Linked DNA regions of Homo sapiens: region 1 is linked to region 2. A link is an interaction called in ENCODE POLR2A ChIA-PET data of the cell type or tissue named here. Cell type or tissue: MCF 10A. All regions are shown on one strand. Each heading gives the region's core, and the rest is flanking DNA. Links, peaks and the distances in the headings are about the cores only. Region 1 has its middle 91 kb from the start of CLDN1. Region 2 overlaps CLDN1 (claudin 1).

Region 1 (5,390 bases), core at 254-5,253, 72 kb before region 2:
TAATGATAAGAGGAGAGCAAAGTATCACAGGGACTCAGATAAATCCTGGTCCTCTCCAATCCACAGAAAGACTTTAAACAATGTACTTAGATTCTTGGGGTCTTGGTTTCTATAACACTGGGACAAGAATAAACTTCTTGTCAGATGTAGATCAATATTACCAATATGTATATCAATATTACCAATATGTATATCAATATTACCAATACAATCAAAATTACCAATACAGCTGCTGACACTCCATAGTTATTCAACATGTGACAGCTATTGTTATGTGTGTGATGGTGGCTCATTTATAGTAAGAGAGAGGAGAGAAAAGCTATGGAATGGTCTCAAGACCAAGAATGGGAAGCATCTGATGTGGTACCCACAGAAAGTGGGTAAGTAGGAAGGGATGGGTGAGTTTGGGTTTTTAGAATCACTTCCAGAGGAGGTGGTAGGCATGTATGTTCTCCTTATATTGGGATTCTCAGTCTGAGAAATGAATCATTTTTATTCTTTCGGGGTATTAACTTAAGATTTCTGAGGAATATTGAGAATTTAAAAGGAAAATTCTTAGGCCAAAACCTAAATCCTAGTATCTGACTTTCATGCACCTAGTGTTGACAGCTTGTAGTGAACATTTTCAGCATCTGGATTATATCTTATTGCAGCATATTCTAGAACTTTTATCTTTTCCACATTGAGAAAATCAGTTTTTAATAGTATTGTTTCATGTGTCTATATTTCTTTGTATAGCAGAACATAGAAATGCAAATTGCTTTTGAGGGGAGAAAATACATTTATGACTGATGCTACAAGCAGACTCCTCTCATTTAATGTACATTATTTTTAAAATAAATACAAATACCTTCTTTACACAGATACAGCTCTTATGAGTTTGCAAAATAATTTCACGCATATTTCATTCACTTTTCATAACAGTACTGTGATGTAGGTACTACTATTCTCATTTTCTAGATGAGGCAACAAAAGCTCAGAGTTTAAGTGGTTTGGGTAACATGGCTAACAAGTAGTTGATCCAGATCATCTGACTCCAAATGAAATGTACTTTTTACTCTGCATCTTTTTTTTTCTCATTTCAATCATTCAATGTAAAATGAAACTGAAACATGTTTGCTCCTGTCCACAAGGAATTCCCAATTTCATAGGTCATGAAACACACACACACACACAGTCGAGTGAAACATGAACAGGGAACTAGATTGAGATCACTATGAGTGGAAGTGGTCAGGGACATATTGTAGAGTACGGAAGAAGAAAGGTAAGAATATTTTTAGAGAGTAGAAAATCAGCCACCCATTTTGGATGATTGTAATAATCAAGTTGCGCTCCACCTCCAGGCTCTAACTCTCATCTGTAAACATGCCAAAGGGAATAGGACATTGAATTCTTGGCTGGAAATGAAACAAACAAATGAATCATCTAAAAATTCAAGGTTAGAGTAGGTTTTCATCTGATGAGAATGAGAGATATCTACATTAATGGGCTCCCTGCTGATGCAGTATCCCACAGTAACTGAATCTGGGATATCTGCCACCTTTTACCTTCTTCTACTGGCAGCCTCACTCATAACCAGAGTTTGAGAAACCAAACCATAACTTTTTCTGAGCCACTATGGAAATCATGGTGAAGGAGGAGACAAAGAAAAGGGCAGTGGATTAGAATTCAGAACTGGATTTTGTCTTTGTGTTGTGGCAACTGGATGAGTATAACTTTGAGCAACTCACTTCATCTCCCCACATTCCAGTTTCATCACCTGTGAAATGGGGCTAATGACACCTGCCTAGCCTACCTTTTTCTTAAAGAATGAATGAAGAGCCATATGTGAAAATGCCCTGAAAATCATAAAATATATAAAACATTACACAGATGTACAAATATACCTGATACATTTTTCATGATATATGATTTCCAAGGGATTCTTCTTATAAAACCCCTTCCATTCTCGCTTGCAATTCAGCAAGCACTCCTTTAAAAATATCTTTGCCTCAGCATAATTCCCAAATTTCTGATATACACAGAGATAATTGTGAAAGTATTGTATGCAAAAACTGTTGAAAAAGAGTCACTTTCTTCAAAGCCTACTCTTCTACGAAATTGTTGGTTGTTGTTTTTAGTAGGGCTCACTATGCTAGGTGAGCATGAGCATTCTTACCAGATATATGGTTTAATGTGGAGGGTTAGGGTAGAAGTCAGTGAAGGAGGGGGAAAATTAAAACATAAAGGCTAAAGAATATTGTTTCCTGAAAACCTGTTAAAATAAGCAAATAATAACCAATTCTGTGTGACATTTTACTCTCTACCACCATGCTATTCAAAACGTGCTTTGTGCATGGGCCACCATTGGGAGCTTGTTAGAAGTTCACATTACCGGGCCCTACTCCAGACCAACCAAATTACAATCTGTATTTTAACATGATCTTCATGTAATTTGTATGCCTAGCCTGTTCAAGTTTGAGATTCGCTGGCCTATGAGGTACATCCAGCTACATAACGCCACCTACTTCTTAAGACTATTTTATTAAAAACAATATTGTTAATACCTTGCCCTCCACATGGCCATGTGTGGTAGCTGAGGGATTTAAAAGTAGACTTTCTGCCGGGTGTGGTGGCTTACATCTATAATCCCAGCACCTTGGGAGGGCAAAGTGGGCAGATACATGAGGTCAGGAGTTCGAGACCAGCTCGGCCAATATGGTGAAACCCCATCTCTACTAAAAATACAAAAATTATTTGGGTGTGGTGGCACGTGTCTGTAATCTCAGCTACTCAGGAGGCTAAGGCACGAGAATCACTTGAACCTAGGAGGCAGAGGTTGCAGTGAGCTGAGTGAGATTGCACCACTGCACTCCAGCCTGGGTGACAGAGCAAGTCACTGTCTCAAAAAAAAAAAAAAAAAAAAAAAAGACACTTTCTGACTCTAAAGCCTATGTTTTTCCCACTACAGATGTCTTCTGTTCCATTCATCTCTCTTGGATATTACATTATGAGGACCTACCTTGAAACCAGATGTGACCTCCAGTAATCCCTTCTGACTTTAAGATCCACTAATTTATTTAAAATACCCTACTTATATAACCCTATCTCATGACTCAGTAAAAAATTACAGAAGCAGAGGAAGAAGTGCTTCCTTTTGTGGGACATTCAGACGCTTTGGGTTTGTGCCAAGATGTCAGGGGAAGTTCCCATTTCACATTCTTCTTCTTTTGCTTGGATAATTGAGGATCTCAAATGATGTCAGACTTTCTGAGGTCTTTCTGTGAATTCATTCTTGGCTGATCTCATCATCAGAATGCCACTATTATAAGGTACCGCCCCTGGAATTGCTCAAACTCAGCAGCTGACTAGACTTCTTCAGGATGCCTCAAGGCATCCACTTGAAGGGCCACTTGGAGCAAAGAGTCTATTTCTGTTCTTAGGTGAAGGCCTGATTCAGTTGCTTACTACAAGTGCTTGAAATTTGCTACTGGATGTCCTTCATCTTTCTCTTTCTTAACAGATTCCCAACTTATCACAGAAAATATGTTTGTGATAGCAGTAAACAGACAGTGGTTGACAAAACTGTATCATCAGTGATTTCTTACAGCAGAGAACTATGGGATTAACCACACCTCACTTAGTGTAAAATACACACTGTATATGGGCAGAAAAAAGAATCATACGAACCAAAAAATGAAACATCCAGGGGATAATAAAAATACTATGATTATATCCTGAAGCTTCCTGGCTTACCAGATGTGCCAACCTTAGTTTTATTTAGTGATGAGGTACATATCATGTCCCTTAAAATCCTCATGAGTTAGCTCAATTGGCTTTCCAGATGGAGACCAATGGTCCCAAAATATCTCACCTCCTTCCTCTCCATCCCTAGGATGTAGCACAGAAGACACCCACAAATTCAAGAGAGCTTTAAGGTAAAATACCTGTGGAAACCCTCAATGAGTAGATAGACTCAGAGTCACTCACAAAATGAGAACAAGTCCCCAGATGATTGTCTCTGTTTAGTGCATTACAGTGAGAAACGTGATTTTATTCCCCACTAAGTCTTTCTAGCCATCCCTGGAGCCCCAGCCACCTTATAAAATGCATTTAACTGTTGCACTGTCATTCTTCCTATCTACAGATGCCCACAGATCTTTGCTTATGGGATTCTTTCAGCCTGAATGTTCTTCACAAACTCTGCCTTTCTAAATCCCAGGAACATTTCAATGCAATTCTTCTCTGAAGCCTTCCTTGGTTACTAATATTAAATCTAACACCAAATTCACAGCTTATGTGTTTCCTAGAGCACTTGGATGTTCTGCCTGTTTTAGAGTTTTTTTGTCATTGTTAGTCTGTCTTGCTCGCCACATATCAATCTGTTTTACTAGATTGTTTTACTTGTTTGTATGATTTTACAAGCTCCTATAATACCAATCTATCACACATTCTAAAACAGATGGGTGCAATAATAAATCGCCATTTGACTGGGGAACGTTTCTCTTAAAGTTAAGAAAAAAATATCAGGCCTTGCTCCTCCAAAAATGTCAGGTGGATCACCTGAGGTCAGGAGTTCGAGACCACTCCTCCACTGTGGAGTAGACAACCCATGGTTATAACCCTCAAACCCTGTGGTCCTTTGAGGTTGCCACTGTATCCAGGGGGTGTAACCAAAGCAGTAGGATTTGCTCTCTGGCCTCCATGAAAAAGAGTTCTTTACTTCAAAAGTAGTTCCACCCTTCCTCATTTCACAAAACCTAATGCTTTGCTATAATACAACATGATATAGTAGTAGACTCCAAGAAGTTTTCTTTATCTTTTAGAAATTAATATGTGTGACACAAGTTATAAAAAATTAAAAGAATGGGTAGTTTTATAAATCTCATTTTATCTACAAGTCTATATTTTAAGTTTTTCTCTATGTTGCTATGCAGAAAAAAAGAATTCAAACAATTCTGACAAAAACTAGTAATTATTTCATAACTGAGGCTGTTACAAGAAAGATGGCTTGAAAGGGCAGGTGCTAAAAAACATAAAAAGATTCTGTAAAGGGTTCTGATGGGACAGAAATGGCAAATTTAAAAGAGAGGTAAAGAAAATTGGAGAGAGGAGCTTCTAATGACAAAATATTGTAGTGAGACTAAAGACAAGACTACTTTGAAGACTACAGAATCAAATATAATACTTCACAAAATAAAAGGGCTTTTGCAATAGTCATATTCAAAGGCTCTCTAAAGACCTAATTAAATTTGGGAGACGAAGGCAGGCCGATCACTTGAGGTCAGGAGTTTGAGACCAGCCTGTCCAACATGATGAAACCCTGTATATATTAAAAATAAAAATAAAAAAATTAGTTGGGCGTGGTGGCGCATGCTTTTAATCCCAGCTACCAGATGGCTGAGACACGA
Region 2 (5,324 bases), core at 325-5,324:
GAATCCAGGGCTGGTCTGTGACCCTAACACACCAGATTTCTTTGATGATACTCTCACAGTGAAAAAAAGAATGAAAAATTTGAGAGAGAATAAAAGATGGATCCGGTAATGAGAAAAATAAATTTGGTTTCTGCCATTATTAACCAGCTAGCCTAGTGATATGTAACAATCAATCCAAATATCCAAAGACTGGGGCATATTTTCAACTTGACTCAATCCTGTGAAACTGAAGTTTCATTACTCTCTTTTCTTGAAATCCTTTTCTCCATTCTAGTTCTTCATATGCCCGTTTTTCTACTGCTTACTGGACATCTCTACTTGGATGCGCAATAGGCATGTTAAGACGACTATGTCCAGGTTGGGTGCGGTGACTCATGCCTGTAATCCCAGCACTTTGGGAGACTGAGGTGGATGAATTACCTGAGGTCAGGAGTTCGAGACCAGCCTGGCCAACATGGTGAATCCCAGTCTCTGCCAAAAATACAAAAATTAGCCGGGTGTGGTGGCTTGTGCCTGTAGTCCCAGCTACTCCAGAGGCTGAGGTGGGAGAATCTCTTGAACCCGGGAGGTGGAGGTTGCAGTGAGCCAAGATCGCACACTGCATTCCAGCCTGGGCGACAGAATGAGACTCTGTCTCAAAAAAAAAGAAGAAGAAGAAGAAGGGGAAGGAGAAATTATCATCATGTCCAAAATGAAATTTCTGACTTTTTTTCAAACCTGCTCTCTCTCAGTCTTTCCACTTTTGGTTTATGTCTGCTCCATCCTATGAATTTCTTAGGCAAAAAGCTTTGGAATCATTTTTGACAAGTCTTTTGCTTTCATACCTCACATCTAGTCAATCAGCAAAAGCAGTTGACTCTACTTTAAAGTAAATAATATCCAGATTCTAACCACTTCCTCCTATGACAGACTGCAATCATCAAGCCGTCTCTTGCCTGGATTATTGTAATAACCTTCTATATGAACTCATTGCTTCCCTCCTTATCTACTTACGGTCTATTTTTCAACACAACAGGAAGAATACTCTTACTACGTCTCAATTTAGATCTATGTTTCCTTTGATCAAGACTTATTATCTTTTGCTTTCATTCAAAGTAAAAGAGGAAGTCTTTAGAATGGTCTGTCATATCCTATATATTTTAAATCTCTTTCCCTTTATGCCTTCATTTTAAAATACTATCTTCCTAGCTTACTTCATTGCAGCTGCGTTGGCCCCTTTGCTCTTTTCTGAACATGTTGTACGTGATTCTACCTTGGGGAACTTGCATATGTTATTTCCGGAATACTTTCCTACCAGGTACCACTTGATTTGTTTCATCTCTTTTAAATTATTTCTTAAACTTCACCTTCTCATTGAAGACTTCCATTGCCACATTATTATAAACTGTTACCTTCCTCCAACCTTCTCAATAGTTCTTGGCTATTTAGTTTAGGATTATCACTGTTTAATAAGCTATATAATTAGTATATCCATTTTATTATCTGCATTCCTTACCTAGAATGTAACTTCCTGGAAGAAAGGAATTTTTGTCTATTTTATTCATGGCTGCTGGGTTGCACAACTCCAGGGGCACCATTTCCATTATTGCAGAAAATATACTGCGAATGTTAGATTCTTAAAAATATTATGTGAGGCCAGTGTGGTGGCTCACGCCCATAATCCTGCAGTTTGGGAGGCTGAGGTGGGTGGAACACTTGAGCTCAAGAGTTTGAGACCAGCCTAGGCAATATGGAGAAACCTCATCTCTAGAAAAAAATACAAAAATTAGCTGGGCGTGGTGGCATGTGTGGGTAATCACAGCTACTTGAGAGGCTTAGGCAGGAGAATTGCTTGAGTCTGGGAGGTGGAGGTTGCAGTGAAATGAGATCATGTCACTGGAATCCAGCCTGAGCAACAGGAGTGAAACCCTGTCTCAAAAAAAAATATATATATATATATATATGAATCAAACAATCAATCTATGTTTAGAAAGTATGTCTGGTAAGAGTATATTACCATATACTGAAATGGAAAATAAAGCACAAGTCAAAATTATTTTTACATGATGCTCTGTAAAAAAATAAAAAATAAGAATAAACCCCAAAGCCTATCTCTGGGAAAGGAAAAAGGGCTAGAGAAATCACATCAAATTATTTGAAAGTTCTACCTTTGGGTAATATGACTATTATAATATTTAAAATATTTATTTCCACTTTTCTGTATTTTTCTACTTTCTTCATTAATAAGTTTTAATTTTATTATCAAATAAATACATATTGTGGTAAAAAATTATCACAAAAAATAATTTTAAAACCACTGCCCTTGCTGCATTGAAGCTTATATATCTTTGCTGTATTTCACTCTCATCTTCCAGCAAGTATTCTCTGCTATTCCTCACCCTTGATCTAGATGTCTGCTTGACCCAGATCACCTATAGGCTGTTGGATTTTTTAAATAGAGTCAAGCAGCAGCAATAGACACTTAGAAAAAGCACAGCATTAATAGAAACAGGAAACTTAATTGACAAAAATGATTTCCAAAAAGAAGTAAAAGCCTCTTCAGCATAGCAATGTGTTCTATCCCAGGTCAGCTCAGTTAAGAGATCTGAGCACAGTTTTCAAACTTTATCTTTCCTAAATTGGTGTGTGGGGGGGTTTGGGTGTGTGTTCACTTTTTTTTCTATTTTGGAAAAGGGGAACAAAGCAATAAATTACAAAAATAATGAAATAAGTGAACTAAAATCACAGAAATGCTATTCAATTAAAAATAAATGAAGCAAGCTTAAGGTTTAGCTAAGGACTCTCCTGAAAATTGCACATTAAAGAGAATAACTCAGACTCCACTTTATAAATAACAACTTACCCTCCTGAACTCACATGGTTTGATAAAAAGAAACCTGTTCTTTTAAACAGTATTTACTTTGTATTATTGACTATTCTTTGGAGGTAAATTAAAAATAATAGAGAAAGGCAAGAAAGAAGATCATTTGCCAAAGAAACATGACAAAAGCATCTGAAGGACCACCTGCTTTTAACTCCTCCTTTTCCCCACAAAACACAAAAAAAAGCCCCAATCCTGAACCAGAAAATAAAGCAACAACATTAGGGAAAGGGTGAACTGACAGCAAATCTATTAAGTGCCTGGATGGGTGTTACTCAGAAAATGTTTGGGACAAGGTTGGTCCTGAGAGATGACATAGGCCTGTGGTTTGCAATCCACACAGTATGTTGAAATCCTCTGGGAAGCTCCTGCTAGGACTCTCCTCTCAGAGGTTCTGATTCCTTTGATTTGGGTGAGGCCTTAGAATTGGGAAGTTTCAAAAGCTCCCAGGTGATTCTAACATGCTGTTATGGCTAAGAGCCACTGCATGGGTCTAAGGCCTTCATTTTATGAATGAAGAAACTGGGTGGAGATCTCCGTGGCTCACCTGGCTCATCAGTGGCAGAACGAGTGCTATGTTTCAAGTTTACTTCTCTTTCCACCTAACATCCTTTGTACTGCTTCAGCCCAGGACAAGGTCTTACTCATCTCATAGCTACTTTACCCTGCCTGCATTTAATGAGGCTGGCCCTGTGATAGGTGTCCCGTAAATATTAATTAAATAAATTCATATCTAGTTTTCAATTGCTGATAATGACCATATTGGAAAACTTATCAATAGAAGTGGAGTGTGCCAACTGCCAAGGGATTTCCAGAGTTTCCAGAGGTTCAGCATTGAGAAACTCTCTGATTGCCTATTTTTAGGACTCAACAAGCCATCCCCACATAACCCTAGAAGCTGCAATGACTTCTATCAAAGTTGCATGATACCAGCTAAATGAAGAGATTTTAGGGCAGGCTGGGGGTAAATGGGGTTTTTGGGAAATGAGGAAAGAAGGAAATTCAGAGACATTACACGTGAGCCACATGTAAAATGAAGGAAATATACACAACCAGATCATACTAGGAATAATGACAGGCTGAAAAAGGTGGGAATATGGGGACAAAGTGAAGTTTTCTCTTGATCTGGGCAAATATAGAAAGTGTTAAACAAGAGGAGGAAAGGTTTGAAGAACAATGGCATTCAGATAAGGATGAGCTCACACAGAGGTGATATCTACTTGGTATGATTCACAATCCAAGTTTTCCTTTAGTTATTTTCAGGAGCACCAAGATACTTTATTGCCTTTCAAACTTCTGCTGGCCTTGGCCTTACCTTCAGATATTTAAATTCTGTAGAAACAGAGTGAGAATTCTGATGCATCTGCTTAATTTAAGGAGAATTCAAGTCAAATTGACTGGCAATGATCTTTGCACCTCACCCATCATGCTAATGTCTGAGACTCCACATTAGAGCTGCAAGCCTTTACTTATAAGCCTGGTCTCAATATGAACATTGTCCAGGAACAGGCCACACTTAAGGTTGTGTCAGTTATTGATACTTTAAGATAATGAGTGAATGAGTTCCATCACATCCTTATGGAGTAGTTTTGATCATCATCATTACAGAAACAATAATGGGTTTCCAGCAGCTGTCTTTCACTCTTCCACCTTTGTGAGGAACAAAGCCACTTAAGTTTGCACAGTGCTTTATAGTTCACAAAATATCTTCATATCTTATCATTTATTATTGTATGTCCCCTTTTTATAGATGAGAAAAAGTATTAAGTAACATCTCCTGGCATCCTCTTCTATTACCACCCTTGATGAGGAACTCAATTTGAGAGAAATAGGGCATTCTAGTGGGTGGAGCCACTCAAATTTGATAGATGGGCCAGAGGCATCATAGTTCTTTCCCAGGATCATGGTGAGTCAGATCCTGTCCCAAGCCACCTCCTCTACCAAGAATGGCAATCTTGCAATAAATGATTAGAAAACAAGCCAATAATCCTTTTTTTAAATTAAAAAACAATTTATTGAAAAAGAGTAATGCTTTATACAAATTCCTATTATAAAACCCCAAAATGTCTATTGGTCTGTTTCCAGGTGTGGTAGAAGAATATAAAAAGATCAAAATTGGATAAATTCTATTGTAACAATTTCGTTGGTCATTTTGGGCCATAAAATTTTTTTGTAATGTTTGGTAACTGATATCCACATGGAATTACACTCACACATCATGAAGATCTATGTATGTGGCAAAAGCCATTTAAATTTTAACTTCCAAAAGCATATATTCTCAGGTTTGGAAGGCACACTAAAATTTATTAGGTCCAATTCCTCATAAGACACAGTGGCTGACTTTCCTTGTGTAGTTTATTATGAAGTACCATTTCCAAACTAACTATCCTAGCAGCGTCAGCTGCCAGCTAACAGCAAGAGCTCTGAGGGCATCACTGAACAGATAGCACCTTATGAGTTATTA

What was found. Peaks named below come from ENCODE experiments on the same cell type or tissue, not always from the same donor. Only the 100,000 strongest peaks of a DNase experiment are listed, where the experiment ranks them.
Region 1: POLR2A ChIA-PET joins it to region 2 with 18 read pairs; 3 of 35 experiments call an interaction of 5 or more read pairs at or near these places.

The regions. Positions count from the first base shown.
Region 1 is chr3:190,228,860-190,234,249 of GRCh38, forward strand. No RefSeq gene overlaps it. Among named protein-coding and RNA genes, the nearest start is that of CLDN1, 91 kb to the right of the region's middle. RefSeq lists an enhancer at 2,612-3,811. In MCF 10A, for the core only: no CTCF peak of the experiment used is centred there; DNase peaks (open chromatin) are centred at 1,422 and 3,312.
Region 2 is chr3:190,300,857-190,306,180 of GRCh38, forward strand. CLDN1 (claudin 1) reads right to left here. Exons shown (of 4, transcript NM_021101.5): 4 at 4,851-5,324. It also overlaps a transcript of CLDN16 not described here. Among named protein-coding and RNA genes, the nearest start is that of CLDN1, 19 kb to the right of the region's middle. In MCF 10A, for the core only: no CTCF peak of the experiment used is centred there; DNase peaks (open chromatin) are centred at 3,245 and 4,735.